2 separate regions of the Homo sapiens genome follow, and region 1 is linked to region 2. A link is a loop called in an ENCODE intact Hi-C map of the cell type or tissue named here. Cell type or tissue: Calu3. All regions are shown on one strand. Each heading gives the region's core, and the rest is flanking DNA. Links, peaks and the distances in the headings are about the cores only. Region 1 overlaps GLTP (glycolipid transfer protein). Region 2 overlaps GIT2 (GIT ArfGAP 2).

Region 1 (5,371 bases), core at 111-5,110, 75 kb before region 2:
ATGGCTTCCAGCTTTATCCATGTCCCTGCAAAGGACATGAACTCATTCTTTTTTATGGCTACAGAAACCCAAGATTTTTTTTTTTTTTTTTTTTTTTTTTTTTTTTTTTTGAGATGGAGTCTCGCTCTTATCAGCCAGGCTGGAGTGCAATGGTGCGATCTTGGCTCACTGCAAGCTCTGCCTCCTGGTTCCAAGCAATTCTCCTGCCTCAGCCTCTGAAGTAGCTGGGTTTACAGGCACCCGCCACCACACCTGGCTAATTTTTGTATTTTTAGTAGAGATGGGGTTTTACCATGTTGGCCAGGCTGGTCTCGAACTCCTGACATCAAGTGATCCACCCACCTCGGCCTCCCAAAATGCTGGGATTACAGAAGTGAGCCACTGCACCCTGCCGAAACCCAAGATTCTTATGTGAAATTCCCGTTTCTCCATGCAGCAACCAGTTCTGTTTTTTAAGACCACGGAGGCCAGGCCTGGTGCAGTGGCTCATGCCTGTAATCCCAACCCTTTGGGAGGCTGAGGCAAGAGGATTGCTTGAGGCCAGGAGATTGAGACCAGCCTGGGCAACATAGCAAGACCCCAATCTCTACAAAAACATTTAAAAATAATAGATAAATAAAATTTTAAAACCATGGACGCCAGAAAATACATTCTTGGTAGGATTTGTAAGGGTCCCCAGTTGTAATTTCTGATGCAGGAAAGAAAAAAAAATCAAGAACCAATACAGTGCACAGATGTGATTCCAAAATAGAGATTTATTTATTAAGGATTATTTAGTTTCTGCATAAAAATCTCCAATTGTTCCTCATTGGGTTTTTTCTTTTAAAACACACATCAACTCTTTTGGGGTTGCTTTGTTTGCCCCAGCACTTTAAAAAATACAGCTCTTTTTAGCGCCAGGAAGAACAGTTAAGGTTAAGGCAGTGAGGCGTTTTCTTGGATCTTAGCAGCTGAAGGGTTCATCTCTCCCCGTCAAGAGAATACACACGGTAGGTAGTTTCTTAGGTTGGAAAATCTGTCCCTGAAGGAAATAATTCTGCAGAAGAATGCAAACGGAGTCATCTATGGTCAATTGTTTGTGCCCTATAGCTTTGAAAGAAACGCCTCTTGGTCATCAAGGGCTTGCTGGTTGGTTTCAGCTGTAAAACAACAACAACAACAACAAAAAACAACCAGAAAAAAGAAAACAAACAAAAAAATCTGTCTAGCGAGACAGAAAGAGCAGGGTTTACAATAGTGCTGTGAGGCTGGGCTGTGCAAACCACATGAGAATACACACCAGTTTGCTTTTTAAAAAATCCCACATAGGGGCCCTGCATAATTTTAAATCAAACTCTTTATAGTCCTTAAAATAACAATACAGCGAGAGCCTCATAAGGTCACGTGCTTTTTTTTCTTTTTTTTCTTTTTTGAGACAGAGTTTCGCTTTTGTTGCCCAGGCTGGAATGCAGTGGCGCGATCTCGGCTACTGTAACCTCCACCTCCCAGTTTCTAGCGATTCTCCTGCCTCAGCCTCCCAAGAAGATGGGATTACAGGCGTGCGCTACCATGCCTGGCTAATTCTATATTTTTAGTAGAGATAGGGTTTCACCATGTTGGTCAGGCTGATCTCAAACCCTGACCTCAAGTAATCCACCCACCTCTTTTTTTTTTTTTTGAGACAGAGTTTCGCTCTTGTTGCCCAGGCTGGAGTGCAATGGTGCGATCTCAGCTCACTGCAACCTCCACCTCCCGGGTTCAAGCGATTCTCCTGCCTCAGCCTCCTGAGTAGCTGGAACTACAGGCGTGCGCCACCATGCCCAGCTAATTTTTTATATTTTTAGTAGCGATGGGGTTTCACCATGTTGGCCAGGCTGGTCTCAAACTCCCGACCTCAGGTGATCCACCCGCCTCAGCCTCCCAAAGTGCTGGGATTACAGGCGTGAGCCACGGTGCCCAGCCATCATGTGCTTATTTTTAAAGCGAGGTGGATGACACCATTCCCCCAGAGCTGTGTTCCTCGTTGGCAACAAAACAAAACCAAAAAACCCTAGGACTTGACTCATTAGAAGTGTTAATCGGTTTTTACCACGCTGAAATGAAGGTATAAAGTCAGTCTGTGCTGTCGTGAAATTCCAAGGAGATTTGGAAGTAAGATCATTATTTACTGGTCCTTTAGAATAGACCAAAAAAAAAAAAAAAAAAGACTTAAAAAACGAGGGCTGTCCCCTGCAGACTCTGGCAGGACCCTGGGCTGCTCTGGGGGACACAGGCCAGGGGCAGTTCACCGACTTGATTCACAGTGATTCTGGTTTGCCTGTTTCTCCATGTGGCCACGAGTCGGGGACGTGTCCAGCAGTGGGCATGCCTACACCTTGTAGTTAAGCTCAGCGTTCATCTGGGTGTACATCTCGTAGATGACATCGATGGTCGCCGTGTAGTTGACTAGGAAGAGGCGGATCTTCTCCAGGCACTCCTCCTCCGTAACATTCTGCCCCTTGGAGAGCGCTTTCAGGAAGTCAGACTTATAGGGTGCTGCGTACAGTGCTGCCTTGAGACAGGCAAGAAGGGAGGTAGGCACAGCGTTAGCGGGGGCTGAGGAGCCAGGCCAGCAGGCCAGGGTTCTGGGAGGGGTCTTCCCTGGGTCTGTGCTGGACAGGGGGTTGTGCTATTTGAGGTGTTGGAAGGGAAAGGAAAAGGGAGGTGTATTTTGAGCGACAGCAGGAAGGACATCAGCTTTCGGGACAGACAAGCCTAGATGCAAATGCCAGTCTGGGCCATCAACTAGCTGTGAGCCTTGAGCAAGTCAGTTAGCCTCTCTGAGCTTCAGCTTCCTCATCTGCAAAATGGGGATAATGGCTGCCACCTAATCGGGTTGCTTTTATAAGGATTAGGGGGCTTGTACAAAGTGCTCAGCACAGCACCAGGCATACAGTAGGCACTCAGCACAACACCAGGCACACAGTAGGTGTTCAGCATGGGTGAGTCTCTTCCCTCTGGGTTCCCTGCTCCAGAAAAGGTGAACTGCTCCTTCGGAAAACCCACTTTCTGAGTTGGGGAGACGACTGCTAAATATGCTGTAGTCTCTCTTTTGTCCTTAGGGGGGCGATACTTCCCTAAATTTCAGAGCTGCTCCCATACTTGAAAAGTACAGAGAATTCAAAATTCACAGAATTTCAGAGCCAGAAGAAAAAAGGTACAACTAGATAAAAAGCTTAGGCTAGCCAAGCACGGTGGCTCATGCCTGTAATCCCAGCACTTTGGGAGGCCGAGGTGGGCAGATCACAAGATCAGGAGTTCGAGACCAGCCTGGCCAATATGATAAAACTCCATCTCTACTAAAAATACAAAAATTAGCCAGGTGTGGTGGCTGGCATCTGTAGTCCCACTACTCGGGAGGCTGAGGCAGGAGAATTGCTTGAACCCGGGAGGCAGAGGTTGCAGTGAGCTGAGATCACGCCACTGCACTGCAGCCTGGGTGACAGAGCGAGACTCCGTTTCAAAAAAAAAAAAAAAGTTTAGGCCATGAGTTTGATAGGATGAGGAAAGTATAAATATTATTTAAAAAATTTTTTTAGACATAGTCTCACTCTGTCCTCCAGGCTGGAGTCAGTGGCGTGATCTTGGTTCACTGCAACCTCCGCTTACTGGGTTCAAGTGATTCTCCTGCCTCAACCTCCCGAGTAGCTGGGACTACAGGTGCCCGCCACCATGCCCAGCTAATTTTTTGTATTTTTAGTAGAGATGGTGTTTTACTATATTGGCCAGGCTGATCTCCAACCTGACCTCAGGTGATCCACCTACCTGCCTTGCCTCCCAAAGTGCTGGGATTACAGGCATGAGCCACCGCGCCTGGCCAAATATTATTCTTTCATAATAAAAGCAGTAATAGCTAGGGTGGTGGCTCACGCCTGTAATCCCAGCACTTTGGGAGGCCGAGGTGGGAGGATTGCTTTGAGCTCAGGAGTTCGAGACCAGCCTGGGCAACATGGTGAAATCTCGTCTCTACAAAAAATACAAAAATTAGCTAGGTGTTGGTGGCTCGCACCTGTAGTCCCAGCTACTCAAGACACTGAGGCTGGAGAATCGCTTGAGCCTGGGAAGTGGAGGTTGCGGTAAGCTAAGACTGTGCCACTGCACTCCAGCCTGGGCGACAGCGACAGAGTGAGACCCTGTCTCAAAAAAAAAAAAAAAAAAAAAGTAATAGCTTTGATGTACTGAGTGTAAACCATGTGAACCATGTGTCAAGCACTTTATAGTGATTAATTCATTTAATTGTCACAATGACTCTTTGAGTAGTGCCTATTTTATACCCATTTGAAAGATGATATTGAGGCTCAGGGAGGTAGGATCACAGCCCCCCATTTCTGTGTTGTGTGACCTTGTCTGAGCGTCACTGTCCTCATCTGGGAAATGGAAGTGAGAACAGTGCCCACCTTGTGGTGCATCTGTGAAGATTACAATTCATGGGCAGCTGCCCTGGGCCAGGTACACAGGACACACTATTACTACTGACGTGGTGGTTTGAGGATTTGTAGGGGCAATGCACTGTGGAGCTCTCGAGGGGCCCATGGGAATGGGCCCTGTCTACAGCTCTTCCGGGGTGGATGGCCCAGGGGCTGCCACGCATCTCACCCTATGACCAGCTCTTCCTCTCTGGAACCATACTGGCTTCTGCCCCAGCCTGCTTGCAGACTGTACCCCACAGGAACACTGTACAGGGCCCGTCAGCCCCTCGTTCTCATGGCCGCCAGGGTGGGCAGGCAGAGGGAGCTGCAGCAGAAAGGGTGGCCAGAACAGGCCGGGCAGGAACACGTGGGTGAGATGAGGGCAGCAAGCAGCAGGTGAAGGGCATGGCGCAGGGCAGCCGGAGGGCCTTCGCAAGTCTCCTGAGCAGGGCTGTCCGCCTGGTGATCAACTGTAGGGCCCTCACCTAACCAGGCAGGTGCTGAAGCCTCACCTCCAGGAGCCCTGGCCAATGTCACCCCAACACAAGCCACCAAGAACCCAGAGGGCCGGTGTCCTTTCAGCAGATGCTCCCAGGGGAATGGGAGCTGAATTTGAGGGGTCGAATTGGAGGGGTAAATTTGAGGGGCCATCAGGCTGGGCCACTTTTGACCTGGGGTCCTCCAGGGCTTTCCCTGTGGTTTCTCGTCGCCCCACCATCAGGCCTTGCAGGCCAAGGCCCCTAAAGAGAAACACCGTGGAGTAGCTACAGTGACACCCGCTGCAGCTGTGAATGGGGCTGGCCAAGGGCACGGGAGGGGGACCTCTCAGTACACTAGCCTCACCCAAATAGATGAGGGAGCCCTTCCTGAGCCCGAGGGGGTAAACACAGCCTCACAGGCCAGGAGGCCTCGGCTAAGCAGGGGCAGAGTGGGGAGCAGAATCT
Region 2 (5,371 bases), core at 192-5,191:
GCCCTATCAGCTTCAGGGGATAGAGACTGCTGCGGTCACAGTGTTGTGAGCAAGGGGACAGGCGCTCAGACAGTCCTTCCAGTCAGCCATTCCACAAACGCTAGAGAGGTCCAGGCGCCAGGGACTCAGCCCCCTGCTCGAGGGCCTCTAGGCTGTGAGGGCAGCAACTGTCACGGCTGTGAAAGTTATCTGTTTACATAGCCTGTTGCCCACCTGCCCCCCCATATCTAGACTCATGGGGAGGAGCCTTTGAGGCGCTGCAGTGCAGCCAGCCCAGCAGTGCCAGCTCCACGTGGAGCCCACCTTCCCTGACTCCATTAGTTTTTTTTTTTGAACCAAAGTCTCCCTCTGTCGCCCAGGCTGGAGTGCGGTGGCGCGATCTCAGCTCACTGAAACCTCTGCCTCCCAGGTTCAAGCGATTCTCCTGCCTAAGCCTTGCGAGTAGCTGGGATTACAGGAGCCTGCCACCACACCTGGCTAATTTTTGTATTTTTAGTAGAGACAGGGTTTCACCATGTTGGCCAGGCCGGTCTCAAACTTCTGACCTCAGGTAATCCACCCGCCTGGGCCTCCCAAAGTGCTAGGATTACAGGCATGAGCCACCGCGCCCGGCCCCGACTCCATTGTTGATGGTAGTGGCTGCTGCCATTATGCCAGCTGCAGCAGGGAAGCACAGCTGGGGCTGCACACTCCATGGAGCCACTAGGAGCCTTACCCCTTCTGGGTTGGGATGGGAGCTCTCAGTGCCTCTGCAGCCACCAAAACTGCAGCTGCAGACCCAGGCCTCCCGCTCCAGGAGGGTGGGGCTACTGCCGCCCAAACTGCAGTTGTGGATTTGAGCCTCCTTGTGCTCTTGGGTTCTTGGGGGATCCAGGAAGAGGCAGGATCTGCCCTCCTGGGTACAGCTGCAGCCACTGGACCTATGACTGCAGACCTGAGCCTCCCGCTCCATGAAGCAGGCAGGAGCTGGGGACAATCGGGAACCCTTCCTCTTCTCAGTTGGTGGGGCGGGAGCTCCCGGGTGCAGCTGTGGCTGCCCTCCCAGGTGCAGGACCTGGGTGTCTCTGCAGCCTGCATCCTCGGGTGCCCCAGAAAGGACCCCCCAGTCTCTGCAGGCTCAGGGGTGTCTGTTCCCACTGCCTGGCCTCTCTCAGCTCCCAGCACCCTCTCCCATCTCAGAGCAGGGTTGGGGCCAAGCCCTGGGGCCATGAATGGCAGCAGGAGGCAGACAGTCCTGGGTGGGAGTGGGCAGGGTCCCCAGTAAGGCCTCACCTACAGGCCAGGGGGGGCCTGAAGGCTGGGGGCCAGGCTGCCAGTCCTGCAGACCTGAGTGGGGACTTGTGGTACCTCTTACGGGCCTGCCCATGGCCACCCATGGACCAGTCGGCAGGCACTTCCTCCCCCTGTGGTCCATAAAAGCCCTGGGCTCAGCCAGAGCAGACCAGAGGATGGAGAGGGCGGAGAGATGATGACGGGACAACCAGCTGCAGAGAGGAGTGCTCTCTCTGATGACAGCTGCAGATGATGGGACGACTCCTCTACTACTGCAGAGAGGAGTAGTACCCTTTCCCCTGAGAGCTGCAGAGACAACCTGCTGGCAGAGAGGAGCTACCCTCTCTACTGAGAGCTTCAGAGACCTGCAGAGACGTCCGAATGACTTGCCTGTGGAGAGGAGCCACCCTCTCCAGGGCCTCCTCTCTGCTGACAGCTGAACACTTGACGGGACGACCTGCCTACAGAGAGGAGCTGTTCTAACACTAAATAAAAATCTTTGGCCAGGCATGGTGGCTCACGCCTGTAATCCCAGCACTTTGGGAGGCTGAGGTGGGTAGATCACGAGGTCAGGAGATCGAGACCAGCCTGACCAACATGGTGAAACCCCGTCTCTACTAAAAACACAAAAATTAGCTGGGCATGGTGGCACGTGCCTGTAATCCCAGCTACTCAGGAGGCTGAGGCAGGAGAATCGCTTGAACCCAGGAGGTGGAGGTTGCAGTGAGCCGAGATTGCACCGCTGCACTCCAGCCTGGGCAACAGAGCAAGACTCTGTCTAAAAAAAAAAAAAAAAAAAGAAAAAAAAAGTCTTCACCCTCCACTTGTCTGCGTACCTCATTCTTCCAGGATGCAGGACAACAAGAACTCAGGCAAAGGCACTGGCCAGATATTTCCAGCCAGAAAAATCGACACCCCAGAGATCCTGTAACATTGTGACTCCGCCGGAGGCTGGGAAGCGCACCCTGGTGGTGAAGAGGAGTAAGGAGCATGACAGCAACTGACACACTCTCTCCTTGGATGTGAGGCTCGGCCTCCTGGGCTGTAAACATCCTTATCTGAAAAATGGGAAGAAACCACTCACTTCATCTGGCTGTAGTGAGGATGAAATGAATGAACATGTGTCAAGAACTCAGCACAGGCCAGGCGTGGTGGCTCACGCCTGTAATCCTAGCACTTTGGGAGGCCGAGGCAGACAGATCATGAAGTCAGGAGTTGGAGACCAGCCTGGCCAACATAGTGAAACCCCGTCTCTACTAAAAAAAATACAAAAAAATTAGCTGGGCATGGTGGCACGCACCTGTAGTTCCAGCTACTCGGGAGACTGAGGCAGGAGAATTGCTTGAACCCGGGAGGTAGAGGTTGTGGTGAGCTGAGATCACGCTGCTACGGTCCAGCCTGTCTCAAAAAAGAAAAAAAAAAAGAACTCAGCACAGTGCCTGGCACAGAGGAAATGTCAGCTAAAATTATAATGATGACTTCACATGACTCTCCTACACTAAAACATGTTTAAAAGCAGAAGCCAAGGAGCTGTGTGGTGGGAAAGGCCTGGAAACGGTCTACAGCAGAGCTTCGCAGAGTGTGGTCCCTGGAACCTGTTAGAAGTGCCTACTCCTGGGCCCCACCCCAGAGCTGCTGAACCAGACTGTGGGGGCCCGGCATGGTGAGCCTGCCAGGGTTCCAGGAGGTCTGCTGCTGGCTCTTTTGAGCCTCCTTGCCTGAGGAGGTTGCTCTGGGTGTGAGCTGTGTGAGACACTGGTCCTAAGCCTGCACAGACGTCCCCCTGAACAAGCAGGATCACAGCGAGGACGTGGCATCTTTCTGACTTCTCACTTGGAAAAGTACCCGTGGTGCTCAGGCCCTACCCCACCCTTCTTCCATTTGGGAGTAGAGTCCCAAGTCACCTAACCAGAGGACAATCACTGGTGACCATGGGCAGCCCTGATGAACCCCCATGCAAATCTATACCAGCTCCCCCTAGGAACCTGCACAGGTGGCCTTTCTCTGAAAATAAAATAAGACCAGTGGTTTTAAGACACTGAGCTCATTCCAGGACCCCATCACCTGTTAGGAAGAAGGGAGGGCATCTGTGCTGGGCTGGCTTTCGCTGCATTAAAAAAATTAAACGTAGGGGCCAGGCACAGTGGCTCACGTCTGTAATCCCAGCAGTTTGGGAGGCCGAGGCGGGTGGATCACTTGAGGCCAGGAGTTCGCACCAGCCTGGGTAACATGGTGAAACCCCATATCTAAAAATACAAAAAATTAGCCAGGGGTGGTGGTGCATGCCTGTAATCCCAGCTACTTGGGAGGCTGAGGCACGAGAATCGCTTGAACCCAGGAGATGGAGGTTGCAGTGAGCTGAGATCACACCACTGCACTCCAGCCTGGGTGACAGAGTGAGATCCTCTCTCCAAAAGAAAAAAACATTAAACTTAGGGAATAAATATATTATGATAAGATGCATGGAACTAGTATCTTGATGCAGCGTTCAAAGAAAGCTATTTGCTCTGGGTGCCGTGGCTCACACCTGTAATCCCAGCACTTTGGGAGGCCGATGCGGGCAGATCACCTCAGGTTGGGAGTTCAAGACCAGCCTGAGCAACATGGTGAAACCCTGTCTCTACTAAAAATACAAAATTAACCGGGTGGGGTGGTGCATGCCTGTAATCCCAGCTACTTCTGAGGCTGAGGTAGGAGAATCACTTGAACCCGGGAGGCGGAGGTTGCGGTGAGCCGAGATCACGTCGAGCCGAGATCGCGTCATTGCACTCCAGCCCGGGCAACAAGAGTGAAACTCCATCTCAAAAAAAACAAAAAAACAAAACAAAACAAAACCTATTTGCTAAGCACAGAGGAAGAAAAAGATAGTCATTACTGTAAAACTGCAGAGCCCCAAAGCATATGAAACACTGCATCTCACTAATGATGGCGTTTTGGGAGAACTTCCTCAGACCTTTTACAGAGTATCTGGAAACATCAACTAATTGATGGGGAGCACAGCATTACCACAAAAACACTTGTAGAGCCTGTTTATTGCATAACTAGCAGGCACAAATTCCAAAACGATTTTACAACACTTAAAGGGCACAATAATTACAGGAATAGAATGTACAATAAAAAGTACAGAATAATGAGTGACAGGGATCAAACACGTTGGAATAAAAGGCATCTCAGTTTTCCTATGCAGCATTTTCTTTTCTAGGAACACGTTACCTTCAACCAGGACAAGGAAAGAAAGAAAACTATACTATTGGAAAGCTCATGGGTGCCATTGAGGACAAAAACAGGCGAGTTTTGCTCTTGGTTCTGCAACTGAATCACTTGAGAAGCCGTGCACAGCTCCCGAGTTGTGCGTTTAGAATTCTGATTACATGAAATGCTGTGTTTGATCTTTGGGCCCAATTCACTGTTCTTTGGCAAATAAGAACTATTTGCATTCCAAGGCAGATGACGATTTCTGTGAAAGGAGCTTAGAGGTACAGCTGTTTCCTTCTGTTCAGTCAAGTGCCAGTTTCATAAAGTGCACCTCTGCCCTATCAGCTTTGGGGGAAGGGTGGCATATGGGGAGGAAGGGATCATTGAGAATACAGGGTGAAAAAGAACGACGTTACTGAAGGTAGACATTGCTAGTGCAAGGTACGGAATCCATGTGCAAAAGGTGGCTGGAACAAATGTTCAGATAAGGTGCGATTTGCCAACAGGAGCAGAGAACTCTGACACCAGATCTCAGATGAGGCCAAGGAAATGCGCGGGGCACATACAGAGAGGACGACCTGCAGCCCTCCAATGGCCACGTCATTCCACCGGGGAACTTGTTTGGAGTTTTGGCACCGTGGGCTAACCGAGCACTCTTCTGACATATTCTTACAACTGGAAATGCTTTGTTGGTCCCCATGTTCCTTGACTTTCTCTAGGGCCATAAAGGCAACATCTTCTATTGCAGGTCCTCAAACATTCCAAGGAAAACACTGCTTCACCTCCTGCAGACAGCTCATTTCCCAGAAGCCTCTACAGAAGCCCGTCCTCCCTGGGACAGCAGGGGCAGGGGTTTGCAAGATAAAGGAGGGTCAGCTAAGGACATGAAGCCTGCAGAAAAGGC

Evidence for each region. A loop is a pair of places that touch in the nucleus more often than their neighbours do. Peaks named below come from ENCODE experiments on the same cell type or tissue, not always from the same donor. Only the 100,000 strongest peaks of a DNase experiment are listed, where the experiment ranks them.
Region 1: a loop joins it to region 2, with 5 times the contacts of the local background. A loop is called at or near these places in 27 of 110 quality-filtered maps.

What each region holds. Positions count from the first base shown.
Region 1 is chr12:109,850,208-109,855,578 of GRCh38, forward strand. GLTP (glycolipid transfer protein) reads right to left here. Exons shown (of 5, transcript NM_016433.4): 5 at 738-2,530. The coding sequence ends at 2,348. Among named protein-coding and RNA genes, the nearest start is that of TRPV4, 19 kb to the left of the region's middle. In Calu3, for the core only: no CTCF peak of the experiment used is centred there; a DNase peak (open chromatin) is centred at 3,054.
Region 2 is chr12:109,925,518-109,930,888 of GRCh38, forward strand. It overlaps GIT2 (GIT ArfGAP 2), which reads right to left. Exons shown (of 20, transcript NM_057169.5): 20 at 4,287-5,371. Among named protein-coding and RNA genes, the nearest start is that of TCHP, 28 kb to the left of the region's middle. RefSeq lists enhancers at 1-434, 435-1,414. In Calu3, for the core only: a CTCF peak has its summit at 2,228 (motif pointing left); a DNase peak (open chromatin) is centred at 2,244.